Linked DNA regions of Homo sapiens: region 2 is linked to region 1. Evidence: read pairs that join two places in POLR2A ChIA-PET (ENCODE). Cell type or tissue: PC-9. All regions are shown on one strand. Links, peaks and the distances in the headings refer to the core of each region. The heading gives the core; the rest is flanking DNA.

Evidence for each region. Peaks named below come from ENCODE experiments on the same cell type or tissue, not always from the same donor. Only the 100,000 strongest peaks of a DNase experiment are listed, where the experiment ranks them.
Region 2: POLR2A ChIA-PET joins it to region 1 with 10 read pairs; 2 of 35 experiments call an interaction of 5 or more read pairs at or near these places.

Annotation. Positions count from the first base shown.
Region 1 is chr2:235,442,533-235,450,864 of GRCh38, reverse strand. No RefSeq gene overlaps it. Among named protein-coding and RNA genes, the nearest start is that of AGAP1, 47 kb to the left of the region's middle. In PC-9, for the core only: no CTCF peak of the experiment used is centred there; DNase peaks (open chromatin) are centred at 3,504 and 6,384; H3K4me3 peaks cover 348 bases; H3K27ac peaks cover 1,478 bases.
Region 2 is chr2:235,354,990-235,363,321 of GRCh38, reverse strand. No RefSeq gene overlaps it. Among named protein-coding and RNA genes, the nearest start is that of AGAP1, 130 kb to the left of the region's middle. In PC-9, for the core only: no CTCF peak of the experiment used is centred there; a DNase peak (open chromatin) is centred at 4,111; H3K27ac peaks cover 1,040 bases.

The DNA.
Region 1 (8,332 bases), core at 300-8,299:
AGGAAAACATTTTCTCTCCTTATGACTTCATGCAGGGGCAGGTCCAGATTTTGTGGAGCCTGAAGTATAATTTTGGAGAGCCTCTTTAAGAATAATGTAAAATTACGAATATTAGGTACAAAAACTATGAAAATTAGCCACCAAAATGAATACTAATTTAAAAAGGGTAAAGAAAGTACAAGAGATTTTTGATTATATATAATTTTGGAATTGAATTGCTCTCATGCCACAAACACTGACTTATGGAAAAATATTATGCTTTTGGCCTGGCACGTTGGCTTATGCCTATAATCCCACCACTTTGGGAGGCTGAGGTGGGCAGATCACTTGAGGTCAGGAGTTCGAGACCAGCCTGGCCAACATGGTGAAATCCTGTCTCTACTAAAAATACAAAAATTAGCCAGGTGTGGTGGCAGGTACCTGTAATCCCAGCTACTCAGGAGGCTGAGGCAGGAGAATCACTTGAACCCGGGAGGTGGAGGTGGCAGTGAGCTGAGATTGTGCCACTGTACTCCAGCCTGGGCAACAAGAGTGAAACTCCGCCAAACAAAACAAAAGAAAACAAAAGAAAGAAAGAAAAATATTGTGCTTTCAATGAAACCTTGTTTATGTAGCCCATTTTGCTCTGTGGGTAGTAATTTGCATGCTGTGTCATCTAGAGCCATCAGACTTGGTAAGGACAAAATGTGTCCAATATGTGAAAACACGATCTAAAGGTTGACGTGCACAAATGATGCATCTTTATCCACAGGTGTGCCTGCTCTTTGTATCACTGCTGCAGGTTAGCGTGCATTTACACAGAAATTCTGGTAAGTTCTATTCACACAATTCCCATGGATAAAGGAAAACTTTGTCCATTTACAGCTGCATGTGCAGCATTAAAGGGTAGATTCCTTACGAGAGAGGACGGCCACTGGAGGTAGCCGCCGTGAGCACTGAGGCCTCAGCTTATGATTTAAACACGTAATGGCTGGAAGAGCTTCCCACAGACCAGCTTCAGCCTCTGACTTTAAACTTGTGTTTACTCTTCCACCCACATGTTTGGAGTGCTGGAAACTGAAGAGTGCTGGAAACCCACACGTCACTAGGCGATGGCCCGGTCAGTATATCAGGTACATCAAGTGAGCCACAGAGTGGGCGACAGGATTATTCCTGGCAGCTATTCCTATGCAGAGATGGCTAGAAGTACCATAACCATGTACAAAAAGTTCCTAAGCCAGATATTAATAAATAACCCATTAAACTCCAACTGAATATATCACCAAGGCAACTTCCTCTCAGTGAGATCCCAAAACTGCCCACAGCAGTTTAATGTCACCAGCATGAGGAGAAGTGGACAGAGGCAAGGATTAGAGAGACAGAGAGTGCATGGTTGTAACCAACTGCTGTTAACACGTCTTAATTTTGGCCAAGCACAGTGGCTCATACCTGTAATCCCAACACTTTGGGAGGCTGAGGCAGGAGGATTGCTTGAGCCCAGGAGTTTGAGACCAGCCTGGGCAACATATTGAGACCCTGTCTCTTCAAAAAAAAAAAAAAAAAATAGGTGGGCATGGTGGTGCACACCTGTAGTCCCAGCTACTTGGGAGGCTGGGGAGGCTACAGTGAGCTGTGATTGTGTGGCTGCACTCCAGCCTGGGCAACAGATTGAGATCCTGTCTCACAAAAGCAAAAACAAAAAAACCTTACTTTTGCAACATTTTCACAAACATGTATGACCATATTAACATGTTACCTGGCCCTCCTGGGGTTTTGGGAAAGGCCCCTGCAAGCCAAGAGCACTGACATGCAGACGTCATTCGTTTCATGCCATCAGCCCCTGGCTTATTCCTGGCTGTCTCTCACCTTCAACCCTGATCCCCACACGGGCCCCTTCCTAACACTGGCCAACAAGCCTTTTCTGTCTCTCTTTCCCATCCCTTCTCTTCTAGTCCCCTTTTGTGGAGACATCTCTGACTCTGGCTTCCTTGGCTTTTCTCTTCAAGACACTGCAAGCAAGAATGACTCCACCCTGGAAGCTAGAGAGAGGAAAGGCTGAGCATGACCCCGCACTGGTATTGCTTGTCTCTGTTCTACACTAAGAGCTTAGGTTCTCTTATAATTCAGTCCTGATGGTTAACTTGTATCAGGTGCCAGGTGAGCTCTGCATGTTGCCCCTTGGAATATTCCTAATGACTCCATGACAAAATCAAGAGTGATATTTAACTTAGGGAGTTTCGTAGGGCATAAGCTATGATCAACTGGAAATGGACTTGGCTATAGTGATGGATCAGGGCCCTGGAGGCCTGCTGGTGAACTGGGCATAAACCTTCTCGCTGCCACATTGTGGGAAAATGGTGGGACATCCCTGGGGGAGAGGCTGGGGGAGTTGTCATGGAGAGGGTTCAGGCAAAGAGATGGGGACAGTGGCTATTTGCCAATTGGTATAGAAACATTTCAACATTTTATGGCCTTCCTAGTGCCAATAGCCTGAATGCCAGCTCTGGAGATGGGAACTGAGACTGCCTTCATTTCACAGAGGAGAAAAAAAGATTGAGAACCGGTAGCTCATTCAGGCTCACCCAGGAGTCGTTTGCAGAGGCAGCTGTAGCACGCACTTTCTTAACCATTGGCCTTGGGGCCTCTACATGAAGGCAGGGTCCCCTCTTGCTTCCTCTGTCATTCACTCTGTCCCTTGGTGTTGCTACACCTGTACCTACTGGAATGGGAAATCCATGCTTTAAAGGAGAGGAAATCAAGTGAGAGCCTCTCATGAGAAACCATCTGGCTCCAGGAATGGGATCGTGGCATCTGGGAAAGGCTTTTTCGTGGAAGGGAGAATGCCCATGACCTCCTCAGCTGCTGCATCATTGAAGGCCAAACTAGACTTTGCATAATTATTTTAAAAAGCCCAGCATGTAGATATGCCAAGACCAGCCTGACCAGATGAGCCAAGCAGCATCTTAAACAAATGCCACTTAGTATGAGAATGCCTTCTCCCAAATTGTTGCCAATGCTGGCCATCTTCCAACAGTTTAATCTTTGACAATTAGGCAGGTAGGAATTGGTATTGTGTTGTTGTTTTGATTTGCGTTCACTTATGAGAGAGGTTGAATATCTTTAGAGTCAATATTTAGGAAGGTGATTTTTGACTACATGTATCAGAACTAAATGTCTGTACTTACATGTGAATTTTATTAACAGAAATGGATCATTTATTCTGGCACAGGAACACAAAGGTTTATAATAATAATAATAATAATAATAATAATATTTGACAATTACTGAGTGTTTACAACATGCCAGATGCTGTTCTAAGCACTTAATGTTATTATCTCATTTCGCTCAGACAACAACCTATTGGGAGGCACTTCGTTTATTCCCATTATACAGATGAGAATACTGAGACACAGAGAGAGTAATATCTTGCCCATAAGTCACAAAGTGAATTTATTACCGTACTGTAAATAATTGCAACATCCAGAAATAACTTATATAGCTGTCAATTAGAGAACTGGCTAAATAATATTTAGAACAGTCATTCAATGGAATGCTGGACAGCTAGCTACTTGGATGAGTAACATAGATGCTTATTACTATGGTAAGGAAAGATGTCCAAGATATATACTACTAGGTGAAAAAATAAGTGACAAAATAGTATCAGCCCACTTAAGTATATTATAAATGTGTTTATGTATGGGTCTGCTTCTGTATAGGTAGACATTATCTGGAAGAACATTTAAGAAACCCATATAGGGCCAGGCGTGGTGGCTCATGCCTGTAATCCCAGCACTTTGGGAGGCTGAGGCGGGCCGATCACTTGAGGCCAGGAGTTTGAGACCAGCCAGGCCAATGTGGCGAAACCCCATCTTTACTAAAAATACCAAAAAATTATCCGGGCGTGGTAGTGCATGCCTGTAGTCCCAGCTACTTGGGAGGTTGAAGCAGGAGAATTGCTTGAACCCAGGAAGCGGCGGTTTGAGTGAGCTGAGATTGCGCCACTGCACTCCAGCCTGGGTGACAGAGTAAGACTCCATCTTAAAAAAAGTAATAATAATAAAGAAGAAGAAGAAGAAGAAGAAGAAACCCATATAGGACAAATAACCTACTTGTGGTTACCTATGGAACATAGAATTGGGATAAAGGAGAGAAACCTTATTTTTCACTTTATATACTTCTATACAGCTTGATTTTTAAAAAGTACCATGAATATGTATTACTTTAGGAATTTTTTAAAATTACATTTTAAATGGATGTCATGGTTTCTAGCTCATGGGACTGTTTTGAGAATTAAAAGGGCTGACAATGAAGGAGTCTAGCCTATGCCCGACTTAAAGCTAGACCTCGGTGAATATTAATTCTGAGCCTAATACGATGCTTGGCAAGGGGTATGCTATACATCATTATTGATTGAAGAGTGAGTTCTGCTCTGAGCAAGTGTCCTAACTGCTTTAAACTTGTTTCTTTTAATTAAAATAATGTGCAAGAAAAACAGCATGCAACTCGTAGAGCTCATATGATTGCTGTGAGGATGAACATGCCATAGAGAAAGTCATCTCGGGCTTGGCTCAGAGTGCTGGGCTAAGGATTTAGTGCCACCACTCACAGGCGTGTGCCTGCAGGAAGCATATGGGTCTCAGGTTGCTGGGAGGATCAATTCAATAATGTATTCAAGGCAAGCCTTCTGTCAATGCTAAAACACTGCACCTAAGTTCAGCTGTGTAAAGGCATCATATGAAACAAACGATGCAACCCCCAGATCTTGTCCCATTCATTAAAAACAAACCAAACGAAATAAACTCAGGGGCTGGGCATGGTGGCTCACGCCTGTAATCTCAGCCCTTTGGGAGGCTGAGGCGGGTGGATCACCTGAGGTCAGGAGTTTGAGACCAGCCTGGCCAATATGGTGAAATCCCATCTCCACTAAAAGTACAAAAATTAGCCGGGCATGGTGGCGTGCACCTGTAATCCCAGCTACTCAGGAGGCTGAGGCAGAAGAATTGCTTCAACCTGGGAGGCGGAGGTTGCAGTGAGCTGAGATCGCGCCACTGCACTCCAGCCTGGAGGACAAGAGTGAAACTCCATCTCAAAAAATAAATAAATAAATAAATAAAATAAACTCAGGGAGCACTCACCGAAATGGATTACATTAAATCATTTCAATCAACTCTCTATTCTTTTTCTTCCAGAAAAAGGTGGGAGGACTTCCAGGTTCCACTTAGGATGTAGGAAGGTGGAAACGGCAGGGCTCATACCCCAACAACAAGCACATCTACAAAACCGTGGCCTTTGCAATCCCATCACAGCACTGAGGTCAACGGGCAGTCAGCCTGAAAGCTGAGGAAAGAGGCATGGCTTGGGCCTGAGCAGCAGCTTAGACGAATCAGAGCATGGAGGAAACAGGTGGCGGGTGGGGTAGGGGGTGCAGAGGAACACACAGCAGGTGAGAAGATTCCAGCCAGGACTTTTAACTGATTGACGAAAGCCAAGTGAGGGCTCTCCTGAGAGCATCGGCTCCCAGGGACTGCAGCCACAGGGAGACTTTGCACCCACTCCTGGCTCTTCTCTTTAACCTCACCAATTGCTCACAAGAAAAATGGGGGTGGGGTGGGAGGAGCAGCTGCCACTAAGGGAAAGGCCCAGAGGCCCCCAGGGAACTTCTCACTTGGGAAACGAGAGCCTTAAGCTGCTGGGGGGCAGGGGTGGGGTGGTGGAGGAGGAGCAAATCCTGCTGTCCCTGTTACTTTAATTAGTAGAAACCGAGGTTTAAAGCTGATGAAGACCCATTTTGTCTGGAGGAAAGAGGGAAAAAAGCCTTCCACTCCTGAGAGAGTGACAGGGTACCATCTGGGCCCAGGACACAGACAGTCTTCTCAGGCAGGAGGCGGGAGAAAAGGCAGGAACCCAGAGACCCCCACCCACCTCCAGACCCAGACCCAGGGGCGCAGGGTCTGCCTAAGACTGAGGATGAAGCAAGGCAACAGAGAGCAACCTTTTTGCATCCCCAGGCTGACACTCAGGGTTAGAAAGAACAGCATCTCTGTTACAGGGCAGGGGTCCCGATCCAGACCCCAAGAGAGGGTTCTTGGATCTCACACAAGAAAGAATTCAGGCAGGGCAAGTCCGTAAAGTGAAAGCAAGTGTATTAGGAAAATAAAGGAATAAAAGAAGAGCTACTCCAAGGTCTGCTGGTTGCCAATTTTGTTGGTAATTTCTTGATTATCTTAAAGATAGTGAAACCCAAGTTTCTCTTCAAAGAATCAGTATGTCAGTATGTTCAGCTATCTTATTCTTTGATTCTCCATTTTAAAGTTTAACTTCCTGGTTCTCTTCAGTCCCTCGCTTCTTGTTTCAGTAAACAACTTCCCTGTCAGTCTTAATCAGTAGTTCACATCTGTTCCCCTGGTCACCTGCTCTGTCCTGACTCATCCCGGTCACCTGCTTTGACTGAGTCACCACTGGTCACCTGCTCTGACCTAAGACACTTTTAGTTACCTGTTCCTAACTGTCCTTCCCGCCAAACTACTCACCCCGCCACTCTGGCTCACACCCTTGCCCTCTTTAAAATAGCCAATCAGAATTAGCTTAGACTGTGCAGTCCAACCCTAGCCAACAGGGGAACGACACAGCAGTAGGGGCTATCTGCCTCAGGAATAAGACCTTCTGCCCCTCCCCAGGTGTGCTCTCGCCATTGTTCCAACCAGGAGGAGCACCCTTTCTGCAGAAAGCAAAAGTTGCCTTGTGAGAAAATTAAATTTATGTTCGAGTGCTATTTCTTTATGGCACTGGGGAACAAGCATTTTGCATTTCTAACAATTATATGCTAAACAAGGGGTGGATTATTTGTGTTTCCCCTTTGTAGACCATATAGGGTAACTTCCTGTGGTTGCCATGGCATTTGTAAACTGTCATGGCACGGGTGGGAGTGTGGCAGTGAGGATGACCAGAGGTCACTCTTGTCACCATCTTGGTTTACGTGGGTTTTGGCCGGCTTCTTTACTGCAACCTGTTTTATCAGCAAGGTCTTTATGGCCTGTATCTTGTGCTGACCTCCTATCTCATCCTGTGATTTAGAATGCCTTAATCCTCTGGGAATGCAGCCCAGTAGGTCTCGGCCTCCTTTTACCCAGCTCCTATTCAAGATGGAGTTCCTCTGGTTCCAATACCTCTGACATTTCCACCAGGGGAGGGACAAGAAGGAGGGGAGAGGCATCTTCTGTGACATGCGTCACAGGAACAACCCAACACTGAGATGCAGCACCGGCCTTCAGAGAAACTCTCTGGCCACCCAGCCTGTGCCCTAGCAGGAGGTAATTCCAGAGGAATTTGAAGCTGATGGTGCACTGAGGATAATCATAGCAACAAGACTCAAACCCAGTTCAACTCCTGCCTAGACTGACCCAGCGTCTCAAGCCAAAGGTCTGGAAGGAGAAAAGGTATGCCTGTCTCAAGGCACAATACAATAAGATGTACCTCAGCCCTTGTTGGCCTATGTAGGAAGGTCAGTTTTCAACTCCAAACCACAAAACACATAACAAAGTCAAAACAAATCAGCTTACTGTTAAGAGACTAAGCAATCAGTAAAGCCAGATTTAGAAATGACCCCAGAAGTTGGAGTTATCAGAGAGGAAATTTAAAAGAACTACGATTAATATTTGAAAGTTCAAATGGAAACAGTGTGTATGTAGGTGAACAGATGTGGTATTTCAGTACAGAGATGGAAACTATTAGAGACAATCAAAGGGAAATTTTAGGGGGAAAAAAAAGAACCCATGGCAACAGAGATGAGGAATGCCATTGACAGGTTCATCAGACAGTTTCACATAGCTGAGAAAAAAACCCCAGTAAACCTGGAGATAGGTTAATAAAAATTCACCCAAACTGAAACACAGAGAAAAAAGAAATCAGACAGAAGAGAACAGCCAGGCTGGGCGCGGTGGTTCACGCCTGTAATCCCAGCACTTTGGGAGGCTGAGGCGGGCAGATCACCTGAGGTCCAGAGGTTGAGACCAGCCTGGCCAACATGGCAAAACCCCATCTCTACTAAAAATACAAAAATTATCCGGGTGTGGTGGCATGTGCCTGTAATCCCAGCTACTTGGGAGGCTGAGGCAGGAGAATGACTTGAACCCAGGAGGCGGAGGTTGCAGTGAGCCGAGATCGCGCCATTGCACTTTGCACTCCAGCCTAGGCAACAAGAGTGAAACTCCGTCTAAAAAAAAAAAAAAAAAAAAAAAAAAAAAAAAGAAGAGAACAGCCAAGAGCTGTAGGATGGTAACAGCATGTGGTCTAATATGTGTGCAATTGAAATCGCATAAAGAGAAGAGAGGAGAGAACAGACATAAGAAATATT
Region 2 (8,332 bases), core at 41-8,040, 87 kb after region 1:
ATTCCAACACTTTGGGAGGCCAAGGTGGGAGCATCACTTGAGTCCAGCCTGGGCAACATGGCGAAACCCTGTCTCTACAAAAGAATACAAAAATTAGCTGGGTGTGGTGGTATGGAACAGCTGGGTGTGGTTTTAGCTACTCTGGAAGCTGAGCTGGGAGAATCACCTGAGCATGGGAGGCAGAGGTTGCAGTGAGCCATGATTGCACCACTGCACTTCCAGCCTGGGCAACGAAGCAAGACCGTGTCTCAAAAAAGAACAAAAACCAGGTGAAATTAATTTTAATAAGATATTTTATTGTGTATTATAATATGTCTTATAAAATTAACTTTTCCTGCCACTTGCCTCTTTTTACTTTTTTTTTTTTATTGTGGCTGCTAGATGATTTAAAATTACTTAAGTGGGTTGCTGTAGGTGAGTTGGATGCACGCTGGAGCATGAGAACTGCTGACCTAAAGCTTAGGAGTTGCAGGAACTTTAGAAATACCAGGTATCATTGCTAGGATTGTGCTGCAGGCCAGGAAAATGAAGGGGGAGTTGCTTACTCCCTAGGAAACAGGTCAGAGGGGCAGGAACTTGAACTTTTCATTTTATGTCCCTTTGCATTTGTTTTGCATCATTAAACTAAATAAAATGAATTCAAACTAAACAAACACCAAAACAACAAATACAATAAAAGTTAGAAGAATTGAGGCAATGGGCATTTTCAGCATTTCATTGATGGGGAGAGGAAGGAAAGCAACCCATTTTCTCACTGCTGACTCAAGTGGCAGACACTCCGTAAATTCCACCCATCTCTATATAAATTTACATAGATGCAAGTATCTTGCTACTGCCATGCAAATTGGTCCCATCTCTTTAGAATTAATGCCTTTGGTACTTACATAAAAACAATGCAATTTGGGGGTAGTCTGAGCCTTCCTTTCAGTTAATCATATCAGCCCCACGCATTTTTATATGTAGAGAGGAAGACAAGAGTGTGGAAGGCAGAGGTGGGTAAGTTTTCATTGGGTTCACATTTTAGCTGCGCTTGTGCCAGGGGACTGCTATAAACTGAAAAGAGGTGGCAGAGCTGAGCGGGCAGATCTCCCCCTGCGTTGTTGGTGTGTTGATCATGGAGGCACACGTGGCAGAGGTTGCATCGCACCCGCATCACTGGGCACCAAGATCCTGCCAATAAAGAAAGCAGGTTCATGATCACAAGAATGGGAACATCGCGACAAGAAGCTCTCTTACAAAGCCTAAAAGAAGTCTCATTTTGTTTTCTGTTCTTTATTTTTTATTTTTTGCATTTATGGGAGAATGAAATGGAAAGAAGTGTTAACTGAGGGCGTGTGCGGCTGAAGGTGGAAGTCATCGTCCAGGATGATTTAGGAATAGGAAGATGGACAGAATCCTGGTGTGGAAGGAAGTCATACATGATTGAGATGCTCTTTTCATCTCTAAATGATCCTCTCTTTCAGATGTGTAGACTTTAAGAGCAAGATCTTTAAGTTTTGGAAGAAACCAGACTTTTCCTATCGGGGTGCTAAAGATGAGACAGTAAGGGGCAGCTTGTTTTTCTCTTGACTACTGCCTATTTAGAATTATTATTATTATTATTTGAGATGGAGTCTTGCTTTGTCCTCCAGGCTGGAGTGCAGTGGTGTGATCTCAGCTCACTGCAACCTCCATCTCCCAGGTTCAAGCGATTCTCCTGCCTCAGCCTCCTGAGTAGCTGGGATTACAGGCATCCACCACCATGCCCAGCTAATTTTTGTATTTTTAGTAGAGATGGGGTTTTGCCATGTTGGCCAGGCTGGTCTTGAACTCCTGACCTCAGGTGATCTGCCCACCTCAGCCTCCCAGACTGTTGGGATTACAAGCGTGAGCCACTGCGCCCAGCCTAGAATCATTTTTAAAAGACTTGCTGGCAACATGGTGTTTTCAAAGAACAGTAAGGGAGGGTGCTTCAGTCCAACAGTAAGCCAAATGCTTTTAGGTGTGAGGTTGTCTGTCTTTTGTAAGCCCGGTAATGCGACAGACATTCCCAGCTAAGCTGAGCCTGCAATCTTGGAGCTGCCCTGTATTTCTATTCTCTAAAAACATGTGTATTAGTCACGGTTCTCCAAAGATACAGAACTAATAGGATGTGTGGGTTTGTATAGACAGAAAGAGATTTATTTCAAGGAATTGGCTCACATGATGATGGAGCTGGCAAATCCAGACTCTGCAGGAAGGGCCGTCAGGCTGGAGACCCAGGAGAAAGCCGAGGCTGCAGCTCAAGGCTGAGGGTTGTCTGCTGCAGAATTCCTTCTTGCTTGAGGGAAGTCAGTCTCTTTGTTCTGTTCGGACCTTCAACAAATTGGATGAGGCCCCCCTCCCACATTAGGTAGGGCAACCTGCTTTACTCAAAGTCCACTGATTTCAATGTCAGTCTCATCCGAAAACAGCCTTATAGAGAGACCCAGAATAATGTCTAACTACCTGTCAGAGTGCCCTGTGGCCCAGCCAAGTTAACACATAAAATTGGCTATCACATGGTATGGCCTGGTATATCACAGGAGAGGCTCTTCAAACAGAATTGTATTTAATCCCTTCAGGTTTGAGGAAATGGAAACTTGGCATGTTGAAGCCACTTGTCCAAGGGCCCTCAGCTTGGCCCTCCCAGGCCCAATGTGTCTCTATGTTGGGAGGTCACCTCCACTAACCAGGTCCGTGATAAGTGGGAGAGCCTGTGCGTGCAAGAGGTTTGCTAGTCTTGCTTCCGAGGAGGGCTCAGGTTCTGCAACAGAAGGAAACTACTGCGAGGGTCCTGCCACTTTTCAGGAAGCAAAATATCAATGAAACATACTTTTTCAATTGTTAGTGTTTTTCAACCTTAAGTTTTTCTTTTCTTTCTTTCTTTTTTTTTTTTTTTTTTGAGACAGAGTCTCACTCTGTCACCCAGGCTGGAGTGCAGGGACTCGATCCCAGCTCACTGCAACCTCCGACTCCCGGGTTCAAAAGATTCTCCTGCCTCAGCCTCCTGAGTAGGTGGCATTGCAGGCACATGCCAACACACCCAGCTAATTTTTGTAGTTTTTAGTAGAAATGGGGTTTCACCATGTTGGCCAGGCTGGTCTCAAAATCCTGACCTCAGGTGATCCGCCCGCCTTGGCCTCCCAAAGAGCTGGGATGACAGACATGAGCCAGTGTGCCCAGATCAACCTTAAGTTTTCTTAAAGCATTGGCATCTGCCTCTGCTTTCCTGCTAGTGGGTGCTAACAGGCCATGCAGCCATCCCGCAGAAGCAAGCCCCCACCACAGCAGCACATTAAACCAGTAAGCCTCTTCCTCTGGAGTTGTTTGAATCCTGGCCCAGCCACCTCTTGGTCACATGACCCTGGGCACGGTGCATAGCCTTGCTGTGGCTCCCTCTCTTCATCCACATGAGTCCCCCCTTCCAGAGGGCTGTGGGGAGGAGACAAGCCCTACTTCACATGGACCCAGCTCAGCCTTGGGGCTACTCCAGGTCCAAAACTTTGCCTTGCTTTCTGGCCAGAGGGCCCAGTATTTTGGGATCCAGTTGGTGAGAAACACCTGCAGTGGTGGCTCCTCCTGATCCTTCACGCTGTGGGTAGGTGTGGCCTCACAGCTCCCTGCTCATACCCACACCTCTATCTGCCTGTCTCCCACCCCTGGCATCCCCTGTTCCCACTGAGGTGCCAGACCCCACGGGAGATGTGAAGTGTCCAAGCCTGGTGTTGAGGAATGGGTCAGAAGGCTCGCAGAGGCGGGATATTAGGGTGGATGCGCCACATAGGATCTGAGGGCTTAGAAGGACCTAGAGGACACTCCCTTCAGAGCTAGATAGGAAGTGCCCAGGAGGAGGGCTGCTGGCATCTCAGAGGGGTTTGGAGGAGGCTGTCCTCCATGGTTGGGGTTGACTCAGAGAGGCTCTGGTAGAACTGGCTCCCTTGTAGGAATGGAGCCAAGGGCACGTTACCAGCAGAGACAGAGTAGTGCAGGTGCTCCCAGGGGTGGCACCGAGGCCTCAGTGCAAGCAGAGAGTGCTGAGCCTTGGGGATCTGTGCTGATAACAGTGAGGTTGTGATGGTTTTCTCAGGGGCGAGAGAGATGAAACAGCCAACCAGAGTGTTGCTTGCTTTCTAGGATAAAAAATTGTGGTGGCTGGGCGCGGTGACTCACACCTGTAATACCAGCACTTCAAGAGGCCAAGGCGGGTGAATCACGTGAGGTCAGGAGTTTGAGACCAGCCTGGCCAACATGGTGAAACCCTGTCTCTACTAAAAATACACAAATTAGCCGGGTGTGGTGGCGCCTGTAGTCTCAGCTACTCTGGAGGCTGAGGCAGGATAATCACTTGAACCTGGGAGGCAGAGGTTGTGGTGAGCTGAGATTGCTCATACTGCCTGGGAGGCAGAGTGAGACTTTATCTCAAAGAAAAAAAAAAATTGTGGCTGGAATTGTATTCTTCAAAAAGATGTAGAAGCCCTCACTCCTGGTCCCTGTAAATGTGAGCTTTTTTCTTTCTTTGCTTCTTTGGAGATAGAGTCTTGCAGATATCATCAAGGTAAGATGAGGTCATACTGGATTAGGGTGGGCCCTAAATCCAATGCTGCTGCCCTTAGGAGAAGGGGAGATTAGGACACAGAGACACTGAGGAGACACGGGGAAGAAGGCCCTGCCCCGTGATGATGCGGGCAGGGATGGGAGTGATGTAGCTGAAGTCAATCAAGAGATGCCTAGGCTGACCTCCGCCGCCACCACAAGCGAGGAGGAGGCCAGGACGGAACCTTCCCTGGAGGCTTCGGAGACAGCATGGCTCTGCCAACACCATGACCACGGACTCCCAGCCTTCAGGACTGTGACGGAAGAGGTGTCTGCTGTGGGCGATTTGTTAGGGCAGCCTAGGAAGCTGACCAACAGTCAAGGCCTGGGGAGAAGGCTGCTGCCTATGGCTGCCATGGAAAAGTGTGCCCTTATCCAGCTCAAACCCGAGCCTGAGCAGGTCACAGCGGGCCTCGGGGTGCAAGCCCACCCTGGTGTAGTCTCCCCAACCTCCTGACAGGTGACTGGGAGAGACCGTCCTAGAAGCCGGCAGAAGCTTCATCTCTGATCTCTGATGTGTGGAGGATGAGTAATGACAGCACTGAGTGCCACATGGAACCATGGAAACACCAGGACTGCCACATGGCAGACAAAGCTCACGTGCCACCCCAGGGCCTAGCAAGGGTGCGTGGGGCGCTGCAGCCGTGGAGCGAGGCTGCTGAGGCCTGCGGTGGTGGCAGCTCTCAACCCCGAGTGTCACTGGCAGGCAAAACCCAGCAGCGCCTCCCTACCGGGCATCACACGCCTCTTTCTTTGCGCTTCGTTATTGTGGCTGAGGTGCACATGCCACGGCCGTCACTTGCCCCGACACATGTGCCTCTGGGATGAGCAGGGAAGGTGACACCCCCACAGGTGAATTTGACCAGTGGGAGACAGGGGCCAGTGGGTACACTTTTCTCTCCTCCCCACCTTGCACAGGTACTTGTTCTTGGAATGTCTCAAACAATAAGGAATGGGCTTTGGAGTGGGGCAGCCTTCCTTCTCCACCACGTACTTACTATTTACTTTGACTTTGTGCAAGTTGCACAACCTCTCTGAGCCTCACAATCATAATTTAATGACAACGGCAACCTGGCAGGGTTGCAGGGTTGTTGGGGTTGGCGGGGAAAGAAGGAACATCTATGAGGCACCTTTTTTTTTGAGATGGAGTCTTACTATCGCTCAGGCTGGAGTGCAGTGGCATGATCTCAGCTCACTGCAACCTCGGCCGCCCGGGTTCAAGCAATTCTCCTGCCTCGGCCTCCCCAGTAGCTGGGATTACAGGCACGTGCCACTGCGCCTCGCTAATTTTTGTATTTTTAGTAGAGACGGGGTTTCACCATCTTAGCCAGGCTGGTCTTGAACTCCTGACCTCGTGATCCGCCCGCCTTAGCCTCCCAAAGTGCTGGGATGACAGGTGTGAGCCACTGCGCCTGGCCTGTGAGGCACCTTCTACAGGGTCTGCACGCCATAGACACAATAGCTGCCATTAAAAAATATTAACATGCTGGGTGCGGTGGCTCACGCCTGTCATCCCAGCACTTTGGGAGGCTGAGGCGGGCGGATCATGAGGTCAGGAGATCGAGACCATCCTGGCTAACATGGTGAAACCCCGTCTCTACTAAAAATACAAAAAATTAGCCGGGCGTGGTGGCGGGCGCCTGTAGTCCCAGCTACTTGGGAGGCTGAGGCAGGAGAATGGCGTGAACTTGGGAGGCGGAGTTTGCAGTGAGCCCTTGGGTGACAGAGCAATACTCTGTCTCAAAACAAACAAACAAACAAAAAAACCCATAAACTTGTCTTGTGCGTTTGAAAATTAGGACTCTTACCAGGAAAATTTGGGTCTTCTAAGCCTCCATCCATGTCACCTGTGACCATAGAGTGGGTCATCTTGAATCTTTTCCCCGTCTGGGTACCTTGCTGATTTCCTTGCCTGCATCACACCTACCTGGTTCAAGGTGAAGTGGAAAGGTGTCAGTTACTCAGTGACTCAGAGACACAGCCCGAATGAAGAGGTATGGAGCTCCTAGTAGCTGACTGCATGAGCTCAGTGGGATGCCTCTTGCCAGCAAATGCTTTTCCCCTCTGCATCTGTGTTGGTGTCATCCACGCCTGAATGATGTTAAGGGAGGCCCCTGGTGGGACCTCAGTACAGCTTCTCTATGAGGGAGATCCCACCCTTTGGCAAAGCCAAGGCCGTGGAAAATGAGTTCATTAAATGAAGGCTCCCAGACACATGTCACTCATAACAACCATGCCAAAGGAGATCATTTCCTTTTCTGTTTCTGTTCACGTGGCCGGCAAAGCCAAAAGAGAAAACTAAGCTCATACAACCCATCAATCTAAAAAAAAAAAAAAAAAAATACTCAAACCACCAGAGGTGTGGCATAATCCTTAGAGTCTAAACAGAATGATCCGGCTGCCGTAAAGGCAGATAAACAGAGGCGAAATAATTTTTACAATCAAAGCCTCTCTCAACATTTTATGCATTATTTATAGTGTGAGGAGGCAGGGGCTTTCACAAAGAGCTACTTTTTGAACATATAAGATAGTTTAATATAAAAATCATCTCTGACTTTATTTTAATTTAGATTTCCATTTATTATGGAAGCAGTAAAATAAAAGAATCAAGCTTGACATCTGATTCAAATATCCAATTTCTTTACTTGTTATTCTCGGTAAAACACAAGCCTCTGTTTTTGTACTAATCCTTTAAAGCATTTCATTGGCCAGCCTTCATTATCTGTTTCCATTTTTTTTTTTTTTTTGAGATGGAGTCTTGCTCTGTTGTCCAGGCTGGAGTGCAGTAGCACAATCTCGGCTCATTGCAGCCTCCGCCTCCTGAGTTCAAGTGATCTCCTGTCTTAACCTCCTGAGTAGCTGGGACTACAGATGTGCTACTGTAGCCAGGTGACCACACCCGGCTAATTTTTGTATTTTTAGTAGAGATGAGGTTTCACCATGTTGGCCAGGCTGGTCTTGAACTCCTGACATCAGGTGATCCACCCATCTTGGCCTCCCAAAGTACTGGGATTACAGGTATGAGCCACTGTGCCTGGCCATCTGTTTCCTTTTAAATGCCCTTAAGATAGCACTGTCAGGCAGTGTGTGTGTTCCTGCAGCAGAGTCAATTCTAGATCCAGCATGAAATGAGATGAGATGGAAGCTGATGAGGCAGAAGGTCTGTATAAAAACTTAGTGCAGTTGTGCGGCTAGGTTAGAAAAAAATCTGTCCCCGGAGTGTGATGTTCCCCTTCCTGTGTCCATGTGTTCTCGACTGTTGTGGGGTTGGGGGAGGGGGGAGGGATAGCATTAGGAGATATACCTACTGCTAAATGACGAGTTAATGGGTGCAGCACACCAACATGGCACATGTATACATATGTAACAAACCTGCACGTTGTGCACATGTACCCTAAAACTTAAAGTATTATAATAATAAAATTAAAAAAAAAAGAAAAATAATCTGTGTAAGTTTTGCCAGCCTCTCATTTCCCCCCTCACTCTAAGCTCTGCTTTTCCAATGTCCTGTTGCCCAGGTGGAAGGAAATCAAATATGCATAAGCAATGCTGCTGACTGTGGTGGAAAACCTGAGGAATGTAGGTATTGCGCTGTTTGAATAAGTTAATTAGTAAACACAGTATTTGTAAATTAGCATCTGTTTGACTTTTTCCCCAGGGATAGTATGGGTTTGTCTTGATCTCTCCATATTAGCTGGCTCAGTCTCTTTGGACCGAGGTTCCTCAACCTCAACACGAA